2 separate regions of the Homo sapiens genome follow, and region 2 is linked to region 1. Evidence: chromatin loops called from intact Hi-C (ENCODE). Cell type or tissue: PC-3. All regions are shown on one strand. Each heading gives the region's core, and the rest is flanking DNA. Links, peaks and the distances in the headings are about the cores only.

What was found. Peaks named below come from ENCODE experiments on the same cell type or tissue, not always from the same donor. Only the 100,000 strongest peaks of a DNase experiment are listed, where the experiment ranks them.
Region 2: it touches region 1 in a loop (2.1-fold over the local background); 11 of 110 quality-filtered maps call a loop at or near these places.

The regions. Positions count from the first base shown.
Region 1 is chr3:182,905,772-182,914,236 of GRCh38, forward strand. ATP11B (ATPase phospholipid transporting 11B (putative)) reads left to right here. Exons shown (of 30, transcript NM_014616.3): 29 at 8,090-8,223. Among named protein-coding and RNA genes, the nearest start is that of DCUN1D1, 71 kb to the right of the region's middle. RefSeq lists a silencer at 8,271-8,410. In PC-3, for the core only: a CTCF peak has its summit at 3,680; no DNase peak of the experiment used is centred there.
Region 2 is chr3:182,965,896-182,974,360 of GRCh38, forward strand. All of the region lies in intron 1 of DCUN1D1 (defective in cullin neddylation 1 domain containing 1), which reads right to left. Among named protein-coding and RNA genes, the nearest start is that of DCUN1D1, 10 kb to the right of the region's middle. In PC-3, for the core only: no CTCF peak of the experiment used is centred there; a DNase peak (open chromatin) is centred at 3,566; H3K4me3 peaks cover 295 bases; H3K27ac peaks cover 1,684 bases.

The sequences.
Region 1 (8,465 bases), core at 116-8,115:
TGTTGCTTTTCTGTCCTTCCAGATGGAAGAAGATAAGGGTTCAGTCAGCTCAGCATATGAATTTGCTGAAAGCCAGCACAGAGGGGAGGACAGTAGGCACCTGCTAGCTGAGGCTTGCAGCCAGCAGGACAGTTGTTGCGTGCACTAGGTAGTACTGCGCTGGACCTTCCCGGGCACTCATCCGCTAAGTTCTCATGCTTGGGGGGCATGTCATGGGACACCTGACCTGACATTTCCATTTCTTTACTAATTCCTTCACTGTTCCTCATATGTTGTTTTAGTTTCGTTGTTTTCCTTTTTTGTGGTCTTTACATTTTTCATATGTCCATCCCTGAAAATTTTGTCAATCTCTCTTTAGAGTTCCAAAGATAAATCAGACTTCACCTCACATTCTAAGCTGTGAAGATATTCTCACAACCTATTGTCTTACATTCAAGAAAATACTCCTTTTTACTTCTCCTTTTGAAAATGTCATGCTATTTCTGTTATCTCTGAAATCATTTTCCCCCTTGAAGTTGTAGTTGTGTATCATTTACCCATCTTAATATAGTTGGATACTGAATTACTTATCTAAGTCACCTCTTAAGTTGAATGATCAAAGAGTAGGGTGCTTAGACTTAGTACTGAGAAATTTTCTGCTGACTGCTGCTATTCAACAAACTTTCCATTCTTTTCATAAATTTTTTCTTTGAGACAGGGCCTCATTCCATCTCCCAGGCTAGAGTGCAGTGGCACGATCATGGCTCACTGCAGCCTCGACCTCCCGGGCTCAAGCGGTCCTCCCACCCTCGACCCCTCTCCCCCAGTAGCTGGAACTACAGGTGCATCCCACCATGCCCAGGTAGTTTTTTGTATTTTTTGTGGAGACTGGGTCTCGCCGTGTTGCACACACTGGTCTCAAACTCCTGGGCTCAAGCGATCTACCTGCCTCAGCCTCCCAAAGTGCTGGGATATAGGCGTGAACCCCCACACCTGGCTCATAAATTTTCATAGTTGTATCTGTTTTAAAAAAAAAAAAAAGAAGAAGAAGAAGAAGGCCGGGCATGGTGGCTCACGCCTGTAATCCCAGCACTTTGGGAGGCTGAGGCGGGTGGATCATGAGGTCAGGAGACCGAGACCATCCTGGCTGACACGGTGAAACCCCGTCTCTACTAAAAATACAAAAGCAAAAATTAACTAGGTGTGGTGGCGGATGCCTGCAGTCCCAGCTACTCGGGAGGCTGAGGCAGGAGAATGGCATAAACCTGGGAGGCGGAGCTTGCATTGAGCTGAGATGGCACCACTGCACTCCAGCCTGAGCGACAGAGTGAGACTCCGTCTCAAAAAAAAAAAAAAAGAAAGAAAGAAGAATTGATGAGAGCTTGATTTTCTCTTCTCTCGAGGAATAACCCTGACAACCATTTCGAGACCTAATAGGGATATGCAGAATATTTGGATTGGTAGTAATGATGGAGGATAAAATTTCCTGCCACTAATAATTGTATTATTTGGACTAATTGCTATTTTATTTATTGTAATTACTAGTCAAGAAAGTGCTGTTGTCTCATATGGGAGAAGCAGTGATGAAACTTTGTAACAAAGCCACTTGAAAATTGTAAATCTTTTAACCACACTATAAATCAGACCCTGGAACAGGTAGAATAATTTGAAGAATCTGGACTATTCTATAAGATACAGTTTTAAATTAGATTAGTGGATTACCCTAAATGAAAAATTAATCAACTCTGTTATTAAATATCATCAGTTGAAAAGATATTCAAAAGAATCCTGAATTTTTGTGTGTTTTGGTATGCTTCATATGATTATATTTACAGTATATTTCTGTTGCATTGTGCCTTGCTATAGAAAGATGTTTAGGCTTTTTTAATAGGCTCTGATTGAGCGCCAAAGAAAGCTCATGTGAAGAGCTTGCTGCTGCCTAGGATTTATGTTATGCCTTGGATAGTCTACAAAGCAGATAATCTCCTAAGACCTGACTAAAACTATAAAATTGTGTCCTCTGTAATAAAAGGTCCCCACACATTTAAGTTCTAGTGGATATTTCATATGATGTGGATCTGGTACTGCTTTGCTTTAATATGTCCATTAAATGTACAGTACAGCTGAGAATTGGGTTCTTAGAATGTTCCCATTAAATAACAGGAGCCTTATTATGGTGACTTTTGCCAAGGAATGATAAGTGAATTCTCTCTTACAGCCTGTGACATTAATTTACCGTCTGCATTAAATTTGGGGATTTTATCATTTTTCACAGGTATTAATTTCTTCCTCACCTAAATTACAAATTCCTAGTCATATGTTGTTATTTATGTAACCAGTAGAATACATTAAAACAAAAGGCCCTTAGTCCTCTTTCAAACTAAGAATAAGCCAGATTATTAAAATAAATTTACCGAATCAATATAATTCTCATATTATTATTTTCTTTTTTTTTTTTTTTTTTTTTTTTTGAGCTAGACATAGGGTCTCACTCTGCTGCCCAGGCTGGAGTGCAGAAGCACCATCTTGGCTCAATGCGACCTCCACCTCCTGGGTTCAAGCAGTTCTCCTGCCTCAGCCTACAGACGGGCTGGGACTACACACGCAGCTAATTTTTGTATATTCAGTAGAGACAGGGTTTCGCGTTGTTGGCCAGGCTGTTCTCAAACTCCTGGCCTCAAGTGATTCACCTTCCTTGCCTCCCAAAGGTCTGGGATTACAGAAGTAAGCCACCGCACCTGGCCCATATTCTTAGGTATGTAATACATACAGAAATCTCCTTCTCTTAAGAAATCCCTAAAAGACAGTATGGAAGTATTTTATAACAATCTTTCTAAGTTGTTTATTTTACTTAGAGGGAAGGAGAGAGGAAAGGGAGTTTAGAAGAGTGAATATGAGCTTGAAGAATGTTTTGGAGAAACAGGCCTTGAGTAAGATATACCAGTTACCCAGATTTCATCACTACCTGGCTATCTCCATTGCAGTTCTGAATTATGAGATGAAGCTCATTACTTGTTTTAGAGATTTTATGATTCTTAATCAGATTTGAAAATCAGTAACATTTGATGACTTGATTTTACATTAAAAAGAAAAACATTTCCTTAAACACAAACCTCTTCTTTTTTCATTTTTGTTTTTAAAATTAGAGTTTAAGCCTTCTTTCCAAATAACTCCTTGAAGGCCATGCAAGGTGCTCACTTTGATTATCCAGTATATAGAACACCTTTAAGGGCAAAAGACCTAGCATGGTTAATTGTTTGACAGTTATTATCTAAACTTTAAAAAACAAAAACCTTTATTTGATTTGATAGAATGTCATAGGTGTGACTAAAAAATGTTAGAAATGTGAGACATTTTTCTAAAATTTATAAGATTTAAGGAAGGTTGTAAGGTTTCAGGAAAATATTTTGTATAAGCAATAAGAAATGTCTTAGTGTTTATTGTCATTGACATGAAAATAATGGAAATAAAAGCAGTGAGCCAGAATTTATTTCAAAAGGCAATTTCTGTGAAGATGAGCATTTTTATTATCTGTGCATAGTCATGTTGAATAGACATAGTTGTTTTGCTTGACAGCCTTTCTAGCACTAAATTATGTGGTCATTCCTGGGAGCAAGTGTGGTGGAAAGTGAGGCTTACCAATCACAACTTCTAGTAAATTAAAAGTTACCTCTTGGTACCACTAGGTGGGGTCTCACTCCCATTACTATGCTTTTTTTTTCTTTTCTATTATTTAAAAGTGGTCTCCCAAAACATGTAATGATTTCCCCCAAAAATGTAATGATTTCCTCTCCTTACTTTGAATGAAATGGGCTCTAAATGCTCCACTCCCATTCTCCTCACCCAATTATACTGGCAACTATGTCTATACAGGTACTCTGGCCCGAGCTCCCAGTTCCTGAATATTGAGATCAAAGATGTATATATGGGAAAGTAGTAGAGCTTGGAGGTTTGCTAGAGAACAGTATAGCATTTTCTATAGATAGCTTTACAGAAACACAGCCAACATTCAGCATTTTAAAAGCAGCTGAGGCTGGCCACGGTGGCTCATGCTTATAATCCTAGCACTTTGGGAGGCTGAGGTGGGCGGATTGTCTGAGCTCAGAAGATTGAGACCAGCCTGGGCAACATGGTGAAACTTCATCTCTACTAAAATGCAAAAAATTAGCTGGGCGTGGTGGTGTGTGCCTGTAGTCCCAGCTACTCAGGAGGCTGAGTCATGAGAATTGCTTGAACCCAGGAGGCGGAGGTTGCAGTGAACCAAGATCACACCACTGCACTCCAGCCTCCAGCCTGGGCAACAGAGTGAGACTCGGCCTCCAGAAAAAAAAAAAAAAAAAAAAAAGCAGCTGAGTTCTTTTTTTTCTTTAGAGAAAAAAGGAAACATATACATACAAACTATATATTCACATATATATACACTTAGTTCAAAAAGTGATCTGAAGAAGTCATTTCTTAAAATTTTTGACATTTCAAGATGTTTACCTTCTCTGTTGGGATGTCCATATTTTAATAACTGTCCTTCAGTTTTAAAGCAAAGGATGGCCAGGCTCAGTAGCTCACACCTGTAATCCCGGCACTTTGAGAGGCTGAGGTGGGAGGACCACTGGAGGCCAGGAGTTTGAGACCAGCCTGGGCCGTATAGTAAGACCCTGTCTCTACTAAAATTAAAAATTAGCCTGACATGATGACGCACACCTGTAGTAGCTACCCAGGAGGCTGAGGTGGAAGGATTGCTTGAGCCCAGGAGGTTGAGACTGCAGTGAGCTAGGATCGATTGTGCCACTGCACTCCAGCCTGGATGACAGAGCAAGACCCTGTCTCTAAAAATAATAAAAATAAGGTGAAAGGTGATGAATGCAAAGCAAGATGATTACCAGGGTCAGATCCAGACCAAGGCAGTGTCTTGCACATATATGGATACTCAAGCGCTGGCTACCTTCTGGGTGTCATCTCGATGAATTTCTCCCAGTTGATTGAGCACCAGCTTTGAGCAAAGCACATGTTGTTAAACTAAAGTGTCAGACAAGATCCTTGCTCTTTTGAGTTTCTGGTTTAGTTCTCTCCAAGTAAATGTGGTGAAGGACCAGTTTGTTATTTTCTTGTTTTGTTTTAATTTCCAGTTTATCTTGAGCCAGTGCTTTTACAAATACAATAAAAATGAATTATAGGAAAATTAAATCTAAAAGATATATAAAATAAGCCCCAATTTTTAAATTATTGAATTTAACAGTTATAAACATACTTTGTCCAACTGCTGTAAAAATTTCTAAGCTCTTATTCTCACAGATTAGAAATGCTTATTTCTTCATGGGCCAGTAATAGTGTTTATGGATCAGCATTGATCTATGGACCACACTGTGAGTCACAACTGGTCTTTTTGCAAGGGGACAGTACCACTCCCTTACACTTAGGCTAAGCTTCTGCGGAATACACACCACACTGCTGCCCACACATAGCCACTCTTTCTCCTCCTTCAGCCTGGAATATCTTTTCCCCCCCATCTCCTGCTATTGAAATGCCCCCCCCCGCTAAGTCCTTTAAGATGTATTTTAAATGCCACCTTTTTCATCAAATCTTCATGCCCTCCCACCAGTACCACTAACAGCAGCTGGGTTTGAGCTTTCCCTCCTGTTTTCTGAGTAGTCTGCCTCTTATAATCATAAGGCAGGAAGTGCTATGGTAAAGGGGTTTGGGCTCTGCAAGCAAAGAAACCAAGATTCAAGCCCCAGATTAAGTGGGTGACCTTGAACAAATTCTTAACGGTTTCCTCATCTGTAAACTGGGGATGATCATGATGCCTATTCCTAAGGGCTGTTTAAGTTTTCAGTGAGACAATCCATGAGAAGCATCTTACATAGTCACTGGGGCATACGTGGTGAGCACTCCACTAATGTAACTGCTGTTGGTATGTCTTCCTGACTTGTCCTCTCTCCCACCTTCTTCCTTACCTTTAGCTCACCGGATTGAGCACAGGGTTACTATCCCCTGTGGAAAGTGGCACAGTACCTTGCTCAATAAATAGAAGTTTAAGTGCTTGTGCCAATTAAGTGATACAAATAAGCAGTGAAATAGAATCAGAGAAAGAGATGACTCATAGTTGGAGAGGTGAGGGAAGTTAATGGAGACGGTAGGATTTAAGCTGAACGCTGATGTAGGGGTCAGCATTCTGACCCTGATTGATGGCAGGCCCCGACACGTTGCCCACAGGCAGGGAACATTGGTTGGCTGGAGTGGAGACTGCACCAGAGCATTGGGAAGCAGAGCAGGAAAGGCAGCCTGGGGTCAGGCTGTAAAGGGCCTTCAAGGCTTCATGCGGTGTGGGGCTTTATCCTTTGAGCATGTAGGAGCCCTGGAGTCTGGGTTGCTACAAGGGGTAAATTTGAGATTGGGAAAACTGGAGTCCAGGGACCCAAAGAGAATACTGGAAAACTGATGAAATCCTGTTACCTAAACCAGCATTTCCTAAACTGTTCCTCTGAATATGAATGATCCTCCTGGTGTTGCTTAATATTTGCTGGTTGGTGGGTGGGGGTGTATGGTTTCTCCCACTAAGAAAATGAGTGGAGAATTATGATATCTCAGGCTTCCCCCATGGAGATGACCATGTATCCTGACTTCACAGTCCTCTACTTTAAAAGTCTGTTTAGAACTTTGTTAAATTAGTGTTTCCCAAATTTAATTGAACACTGACCCCCTTTTTTTTTTTCATGAAATGTCTGTAAATATCTTACAAAACACAGTTTAAGAAACTGTGCCCTAAACAATTCTAAACCAAGAGTATTGTAACGAAAGAACAAGTCAAGTTTGGCTCTTTCTCAGTGCTTAGCTGATCCTAGGACACTGTCATCAGGCAGTTGCCAGATAAGAACCATGTTGTTTCACACTGTGTGGTGTTGAATCTTCTGAGCATGGATCTTGCAGGACATCAGCAGTTGTTTACATTCAGAATGCCAGGTTTCTGTTCCATCACGTCCGTCTCTTCTGTTCATTGTGAGCATCTCCACAAACATCCTCTGTTGCCTGCACCCAGCACATGGTGATTCCCAACCTTCGTGGAAGTGCAGCCCTGTATTTATTCTCCTTCTCTATCCTCAAAAGATGTGTTACGTAGGATGTTATATATGTAAAAGAAGGTGAATTGAAATAAGGTGTTTTTTTTTTAAAACAACAGCCCTTGAAAAATTTCGGAGCATCTTTGACAAACAAAACCAGGGTTGGGATTCATCGAGCTACGTGGTCATACCATCTTTCCCCCTCATTTTTACTCAGTTAAAATTGTTAGTCGTGTGGAATAAAATTATCTTGCTGGGCTATTTATGCCTGAATCAACATAAATCTTGCATACTTTCAGAAAGTAATTCAGTTTCAAATCTTGATAGTACTACTTATTCACTTGTTTAATAAATTTTAATTTATTAAACTGTCAGCTAACTGTTACAAAGCAGGATGAGCTGATGATGGGATGATTGCCACTTAAAAGTTTTTAGCAATTTATGATAAATGATGCTTTTTTCAAAGATAAGTATGGAGTGGATCTATGTAGAGTGCTTAGAACCTGGCACATAGTAAAGCATACGTAAAGTGTTTGCTGCCATTGTTGTTGTTACTGAACATTGGGGTGAGGTCCTGCCTGATTGTTATTTCCCAGTCTTAAAGATAATTCATACTCCACTTATCTCAATTGTTGGACATTGTTCATTGAAATTGCAGGCTAGACATTTTTAATTGAAATTGCAGGAGCATTTCACCTAAAGAAAAACTCCATGCAGAATTGGAATTCATTACATTCCTGAGTGGTTGATGGAAATCATTTTGACCATAATAAATGATTAAAATGAAACATTAAAAGTAGATTTACATAATATCCAGCTTCTTAATTTATATAATTATTTTACTAGACCTCTAATTTAGGATACAAGGCTTTAAAATAATTTTGGATGGTTATACTCTAGTAAATTAAAGCCTTTCATATGTTTCCCATATTATAGAAAAACATGTAGGTTTATATATGTTACCTTTGATTTGAAAGTGCTTGTTGTAATGTTCTAATGCTTTTCAGAAGTCCATATCTTTAAACAACTGATGTTTTCTGCTTCACCTCCCGCAGCTTACTGAAACAAATGCAGGTATCAAGTGCTTGGACTCCATGTGCTGTTTCCCGGAAGGAGAAGCAGCGTGTGCATCTGTTGGAAGAATGCTGGAACGAGTTATAGGAAGATGTAGTCCAACCCACATCAGCAGGTGTGAAATCTCTCTAAGTAGCCTTTGCTGCAGATGAGTATCCTATCTGGAACAGGATGAACCTGCCGCTCTAGATACCTAATAAATCAGCAGCTGGTTTTACCAACTGAAGCAGGAAGTCTGCTATTTATTAGCACTCTTTGGTGGTAGATTTCACTTTGTGGCTTTGGGGTAAGGGCTTTTTCACTCACAAAGGAAGAGAAAGCACCTTTGAAGAGACTTCATCTAATGAACAAAAAATT
Region 2 (8,465 bases), core at 392-8,391, 60 kb after region 1:
TATTATTCATCAGAAAGGCTAACTTTTAAAAAATATGAAACAGAAAATATGGTACAGTTTTGGAAGAGAAATAGGACAGAAGCGAAGGAAGCTCAACCACCCAGCGTTTCTCCTACAGTGGGTCCTGAGAGCATACAGAAAGGCTGCAGAAGGGAAGCCGCGCTACCCTCCAAACCCCGACCAAGCACAGTGCTCTGAGATGGATGCACAAGCAGACACGGGGAAGAAGGTGACATGATCAGACGCAGGGAAGAAGATGACATGATCTGCCCAGTCAGCAAATGCCCCTGGGGAACCATGAGATTAACAGGTGTTTACTGCAGTCCTAATACCCACTATAAAGGATATGGCGTGGGAAGAGGGGGGATCCTCCCTCCCCAACACCACCTACCTTGTTTTCTTGCTGTTTTTACCAAATAGGAGAAAGCAATAAAATAGGAGTATTCGACATTTCTCCTAGTTGTATCCAGGAACCAAGAAAATTATCAACAAAATTTCCTCATATCCTATCAAAATAATTTTTTTTTCTTTTTCCCCTGAAAGAATCACTTCATTCCCTTAGCCAGAGCCTAGCAGAGACCCTTGGTCTCTCCAAACAGCCCTTCTACTTCTTCTCAGAGAGGGGAAGAGGTGAAGAGATAATCACCTCTTCTCACTTGCTGCACATTGTCAAGGATTCATTTCTCATCTGACCTAAACCCACAGGAAAAGAAGGCAGGATACTCTCTCCCAGTATCAAAGACCATGTTCTCCCTTCCCTCTCACCCAAGCCGGCCTCCTAGCAACTGCAGCCTCACCACTGTTACTCTTCCTCCTCCCAAGCTCCAATACCATCTTCTAGCAAAATACTTGGGTTCTTCCTAAGCTACTATTGTAAATGAAGAGGGAAAACTTGAGGTACTCATGAATAGACACAATATTCTGTGGTTGGCTGGGCACAGTGGCTCACGCCTGTAATCCCAGCACCTTGGGAGGCCCAGGCGGGAGGATCACCTGAAGTCAGGAGTTCAAGACCAGCCTGCCCAACATGGTGAAACCCCGTCTCTACTAAAAATACAAAAATTAGCCAGGCATGGTGGCAGGTGCCTGTAATCCCAGCTACTCGGGAGGCTGAGGCAGAAGAACTGCTTGAACCCGGGAGGCAGAGGTTGCAGTGAGCCAAGATCACATCATCACACTCCAGCCTGGGGGACAAGAGCGAGGCTTCACCTCCAAACAAACAAACAAAAAAACTATATATATATATATATATATATATATATATTTTCTGTGGTTTAAGCAACACATTTGAGAGCCCCAGATTCCCTCATCTGGCCCAAACAGACAGATCGTAAACATCAACTTCCAGATTAGACAGATCAGAGAACCTTAACCAGAAGGTTAAGGCATTTGTTCAAAAAAATCACTCAGGTTGTTATTAGTAGAAATGAGACAAGAACAAAGAGGTCTCATGAATCTGAGTAATCTTTCCATAAATCATACTGCTTGCTGTACATATTTACATAGCTTTTGAGATTTTACAACATACTTCTACCGATCACAGTAAAAACAAGACTATGCAAAATCAAATATGAAAACTAGCCCTATTTCCCTTTTTCTTGCAATATGAAAAATATCTATGCTCTAGAATCTGATGTCAGCCACACTCCTCTCTTTGTAAATATGTTACTGTTAGGATTACAGATTAAAATCTCAACCTCTGTACTCCACTAAAATTAAGAAACTATAAATTCACTACTCTTCTGCTACTTCACTAGTAACTCTACAACATCTGCACATCAGATAAGTCATATCCCATTGCAAAACACATCCCTCAAGTGTCTAGGATTCTTCCCTTTTGAAAACTATCTCCTCCTTGAGATTTACTGTTCAATGACAACAAACTCACAATGAAATCAAATGCCAAGGAAGAGAACTGTCCTAATTTTGCTTAAATGAAAGTTAACAAGGAAACCATTTTGATTCCAACTTTTGTTACTGAAATTTATTTTAAAACTCAGTATACCTTTCTCCCTTGAGTGACAGAGTACCCTAACATGTTTTAATCCTCCTCTGAGGAACAAAGTAAAGTACCAAAGGATCACTGTGACTGTCAGTGACCACTGCACAATGGTGCAGGAAGTGTTGGAGATTAACCTGCAAGTACACCAACCACAGACCATATCCTGGAAATTACGTAGGTTTTTTTGTTTTTTTAGAGACAGGGTCTCGCTATGTTGCCCAGGCTGGTCTCAAACGCCCGGGCTCAAGCAATCTACCTGCCTCAGCCTCCCAAAGTGCTGGGACTACAGGAGTGAGCCACTGTGCCTGGCCTGGAAATTACTTTTTAATTAAACCTGATATAACATATTGGCATAACTTTTCCCCCATCCTCCTAAAAGTTGGAAGTGGCAAAACAATCAGATTTGTCTGGGGTTTTATCATATAGTTTTAAATCCAGTGCTCTGTTCCCTGCAGGGTCAATCACCTTTGTTGAAGGGAGGAAGGAAAAATCATAGCTTAAGTCATTTCTACAAGCCAAAAAGAACTATTCATTCTACTATACTATTCCTATCAAAAAGTAAGATAATAGAAGACCAGGGAAACAAAGATAAAAAACTGTCTTACCCACACCAACTAAAAACAAAATTATACAAATGAATTAATTCCATGTCATATCTTATTTGAAAAATGTTTATGTAATAAATGATATATATATATAAATGTAAACTTTTTTTTTTTTTGAGACGGAGTCTCGCTCTGTTGCCAGGCAGAAATGCAGTGGCACCATCTCAGCTCACTGCAACCTCCATCTCCCAGGCTCAAGCGATTCTCCTGCCTCAGCCTCCCGAGTAGCTGGGATTACAGGCACGCACTGCTGCGCCCAGCTGATTTTTGTATTTTTAGTAGAGATGGGGTTTTGCCATGTTGCCTAGGCTGGTCTTGAACTCCTGACCTCAGGTGATCCAACCGCCTCAGCCTCCCAAAGTTCTGGGATTACAGGCATGAGCCACCGCGCCAGGCCAAATGTAAACTATTTTAACTGGTTTGGTATAAATTTCCACTATATAGGGCAATATCAACATATTTGAAGAAACAGGGTGTACCTACCCACTTCCAACACCATAAAGGCTACTGAGTTCTACCAGGCCAAGAACTGACAGTACGGACTCCAGCTAAGCCAAGTGATATTGACAATCCCATTCCTATAAAGTCTGATAAGTACCCTCCACTTCTTACACTTACAATGCACTCTTACCACTTCTCTGTCAGCTCTCTGTTCCTAGAATACATTGTAACATTTGATTCCCTACTAAGGGAATTCAATTCTGTAGTCTCAAAGGCTATCCTAGAATAAAGCTGGAGTATACCTGACCAATTTAGGGGAGCTGTAACACTCCCATCCCCTTTTCCTAAGCCACAAAGGTGTACCAGGCAGTGTTCTGATTTTGACAGTATGGCACTAAAGATTTAAATTTTTATCAACACAAGGAAGAGAAAAAGGTGACTAACCAGAGAAGAATGATTTTATAGGGGATGAGAGGGTGGATAGAAAATTGAGGTGGAAGAAAAAACAGATGGATTTTTTCTCTGTTTCTACTACAAACCCAGTGGGGAACTTCCCAAGAGCAAAACCATGTGACAGCTACAATGATTCAGCACTCAAATGTAATATATGCCATTTATTTAAATACTTATTTAAAGGGAATAAACTAGAGTAATAATTAAATAAGATCAGGCAATATAATCTTCAGTATTCCAATGTTAAAACTACCTAGGTATTATCAAGTTTTCAAAGAAATGCAATAGTTGTAAGGCTGTAAAATGCATAAAACAGAATATATTTTGCTTTTTAACCCCAGCAAAAAAAGCAGGGGGGAGGAGAAATGCTATCTCTTGTAACAGAAAGCTAATTACAACGGTATCAAAGATTACCAAAATTAGAAATACTGTCATAATCTGAACAGTAAAATGAATTTATTTGTTCATCTTTCCAAAATATAACATGCCAAGTTATCAACACATATTGTTTTATTCTTAAATCTAGCATATTTGCATTATTTTTTTCACTCAAGAAATTCAAGAATTAAGAGAATCAGCCAGGTGCAGTAACTCACGCCTGTAATCCAGCACTTTGGGAGGCGGAGGCAGTGGGACTATTTGAGGCCAGGAGTTCAAGACTAGTCTGGCCTGGGTAACACAATGAGACTGTCGCTACAAAAATTTTTTTTAATTAGCTGGTTGTTGTAGCGCACACCTATAGTCCTAGCTACATGGGAGGCTGAGGTGGGAAGATGAGGATCACTTGAGCCCAAGAGTTCAAGGCTGCAGTGAGCTATGATAGCGCCGCTGCACTACAGCCTGGGTGACAGAGCGAAATCTTAACCCCCCAAAAAAAAGAAAAGAAAAGAAATTTAAGAATCACATTTTAAATAATAGTTTATCTGAAGAAAAAATAATAAAGTTTAAAAAGCCTTCCCATTAAAAGTATTTCCCCAAGGAAAAATAAACATGGAAAATGACTTTCTAGTCAACTAAGTCCTAACAATTGCAAAATAGAAGTAATTTTAATAAGTGATTTTTTAACAGCAAAAAAATAAGATCCATTTTATTATTTCCATTATCTTGAATTTTCACCTTCTCATCCTTAAGTTTATATTTCAGCCTGAACTTCAGAAACAGACACTTAGGCCTTTATATTTTTAAAGGAATTAATTTTCTAACTCAATTCTTGTTATCTCAGGATTTGATGAATCTAGCTCACAAAAGTCAATGCTTTCAAAATCAAAACACTTTTACGATCACCTATAATTCTCACTAAAAGCTCTGTATGTTGTTATGTAATTATCATATTGACAGTTTAACTTCATCTGAAATTTAGAAGAGCTAGTTTTAACTTTAGAAGATCATACTTTCCATACATAATACACGGTATTCAGCAGACATAGCAAAACGTTACCAATATCCAAAATCACTCACTCACAAAAGGCCCTCCAATAGACTACAGGTCCGAAGTCAAAAGTGCAGGAAAAATCAATTCAGCCAATGAGCCTACCTACAACTCCCAGAGCAGACTTTCACCTAGAAACAAAGTTCTACTCCAGGAAAGTCAGAATAGGAATCTAGGTAGGAGTAGCTCTATCTCTTTCCTTCTACCTGTACAGAGGCAATATAATATGATTCACTAGTGAAGAGTGCAGACTTTCAAACCAGACTGTCAAGATTTTAACTCTACTGGTGCCACTTAATGGCTGTATGACTTTGGGAAAATTAATCTTTCTGTGCTTCAATTTCTTCATCTGTAAACAGAGTGTTGAGGTTACACGAATCAATTCAGGTTAAACTCTTAGAACTGTAACTAGCACATGGTAAGGACTCCACAGAAGTCCACAGAGGAAGAAAGATGGACAGGTGTGGTGGGCTCATGGCTTGTACTCCCAGCACTTTGGGAGGCCAAGGCAAGAGGAACACTTGAGCTCAGGAGTTCAAGACCAGCCTGGGCAGCACAGGAAGACCTCATCTGTATTAAAATTAGCAACAACAAAAAAGTAGCCGGGCATGGTGGTGCATTCCTGGAGTCCTAGCTACTTGGGAGGCTGCGGTGGGAGGATCACTTGAGCCCGGGAGATAGAGGCTGCAGTGAGCTATGATGGCACCACTGCACTCCAGCCTGGACAAGAGAAGGCATGCGACCCTATCTTAAAAAAAAAAACAAAAAAAAAACTCCAGAAAAAAAAATTTAAATGGTAAACAACAGCTATAATAAAACTAGCAACTAACATTTGAGCTTCTACTGTGTGCCAGGCACTGTGCTAGGTACTTATTAATCCTGCAAGATGGTTCCATTTTACCAATGAGGAACCAAACTTTCAGCATCATTTATTTACTTATTCAAAAAGTAGCAGAGCCAGAATGAAACCCTGGTGCCTGGTTTCAAGGCATGCAGTCTCGCCATTTACTACATACTGTCTTCAAGTGAAAAGAAAAACAAAAAGGGCAAAAGTGCAACCACTGACTGTTGAAGGGAGGAAAACTGTGAGCAATATTTCTTCACCTATTTTAATGGAAAAGTAGTCAAATGTGAACGATTTGCATTCCAACTAAAAATTCCCCATTAAGCATTCTCTCACAACCTAACTAAAAAGATAATTTGGGGATGGAGCTTCTATTTAGGGTTTTTTTTTTTTTTTTTTTTTTGGTTGGGGGTAAGAAGGAGAAAAGGAAGGGTATAAGTTATTTTTAAGACAAGCAATACAACAGAAAGAAAAATGTATTTATAGTCCTGTCAGTCTATTTTAAAAACAGATGGCTATAATCTATAGTTTTAAATGTACACAGGTTGAAAAAAAAAATCACAGGGCACTCTAAGTCAGGGTTCCCTTTTCCAAAGAGAAGGCTTGAAACTCAGAGAAAATACAAATACTTGTACAGGTTATGGCCAGAAAATATATGGAAATATGTACAATTTCAAATACTAAGCAAAACGAACAAAACCCTCATAGTACTCTTATAATTTGAAGTTTAAAATAATTGCTTATGGATAACGATTATTCATTCATTCTTAAATTTCCTGCACTTTGAATAACTCTTGAAATTAACTCCTTTTTAAGAGGTGCTGAGGCTGAGCAAGGCAGCTCACGCCTGTAATCCCAGCACTTTGGGAGGTCGAGGGAGGAGGACTGCTTGAGCCCAGAGTTCAAGACGAGCCTGGGCAACACAGCAAGATCTGGTGGCGCACAGCTGTAGTTCCAGCTACTTAGGAGACTGAGGCAGGAGGGTCACTTGAGTCCAGAAAGTTGAGGCTGCAATGAGCCATGATCACATCACTAACTCCAGCCTAAACAACAGTGCAACACCCAGTCTTAACAACAACAAAAAAAAGAGGCTGGGCGCAGTGGCTCACACCTGTAATCCCAGCACTCTGGGAGGCCAAGAGGGGGGCGGATCACCTGAGGTTGGGAGTCCGAGACCAGCCTGATCAACATGGAGAAACCCCATCTCGACTAAGAATACAAAATTAGCCGGGCATGGTGGCACATGCCTGTAATCCCAGCTACTCAGGAGGCTGAGGCAGGAAAATTGCTTGAACCCGGGAGGCGGAGGTTGTGGTGAGCGGAGATCACACCATTGCGCTCCAATCTGGGCAAGAAGAGCGAAACTCCGTCTCAAAAAAAAAGGGGGGGGCTCTGTATTACTTTAGTCCCCTCTTATCCACATGGGGGAGGGAGGAACGTTCCAAGACTTCAGTGGATGCCTGAAAACACAGATAGTATAGAACCCTATATATACACATATACACTATGTTTTTTTGACCTGATAACTAAGAGAGCTACTAAGTGACTAACAGTGGGCAGTGAATACAGCATGAATAAGATGGACAAAGGGATGACCAACGGCTGCAACAGTGAGATTTCATCATGCTAACTCAGAACAACGCACAATTTAAAACTTATGAACTGTTTATTTCTGGAACTTTTCATTAATATTTTCAGATCACCAGTTGATTGCGGGTAACTGAAATCGAGCAAAGTGAAATCACAGACAAGAGGGTATTACTGTACTACTAAGTCCAGTAGGAATGATATACATACTACGTAATTATTGTGCACAATGATACATTATGGCAATCTACCTTTCAAAAATTCAGAAGTGGCCGGGCGCAGTGGCTCACGCCTATAATCCCAGCACTTTGGGAGGCCAAGGCGGGCGGATCATGAGGTCAAGAGATTGAGACCACCCTGGCCAACATGGTGAAACCCCGTCTCTACTAAAAATACAAAAATTAGCTGGGCATGGTGGCGTGCGCCTGTAACCCCAGCTACTCAGGAGGCTGAGGCAGGAGAATCACCTGAACCCCGGAGACAGAGGCTGCAGTGAGCTGAAATTGTGCCATTGCACTCCAGCCTGGGTGACAAGTGCGAAACTCCGGCTCAAAAAAAAAAAAAAATTCAGAAGTATATCTGTAAGATTCAAATAGATTTTGTAGACTTTTGTATACTTTTCTTAACAGGTTTTTAAAAAGTAGGCAACTAATGAAAATTTAAAAGATTTTCTCTCCACCCCTCAGAATTACTAGTCAAAATTACAAGTCAAAAGGCCAGCCGCGCCCGGCCTTTTAGGAGGTGCACTCCTTTGGGAGGCTGAGAGGGGCGGATCACTTGAGGTCAGGAGTTCGAGACCAGCCTGGCCAACATGCTGAAACCCTGTCTCTACTAAAAATACAAAAATTAGCCGGGCATGGTGGCACATGTCTGTAATCCCAGCTACTCAGGAGGCTGAGGCAGGAGAATCGTTTGAATCCAGGAGGCAGAGGTTGCAGTGAGCCGAGATTGCACCACTGCACTCCAGCCTGCGCAACACAGAGTGAGACCCTGTCTCAAAAAAACAAAAAACAAAAGTTATTTTTGCTAATTTCTGATTATGATAAATAAAAAATAACCATCTTAAAATACCTGGATTAGTCATCATATCGCAATTGATTCTCT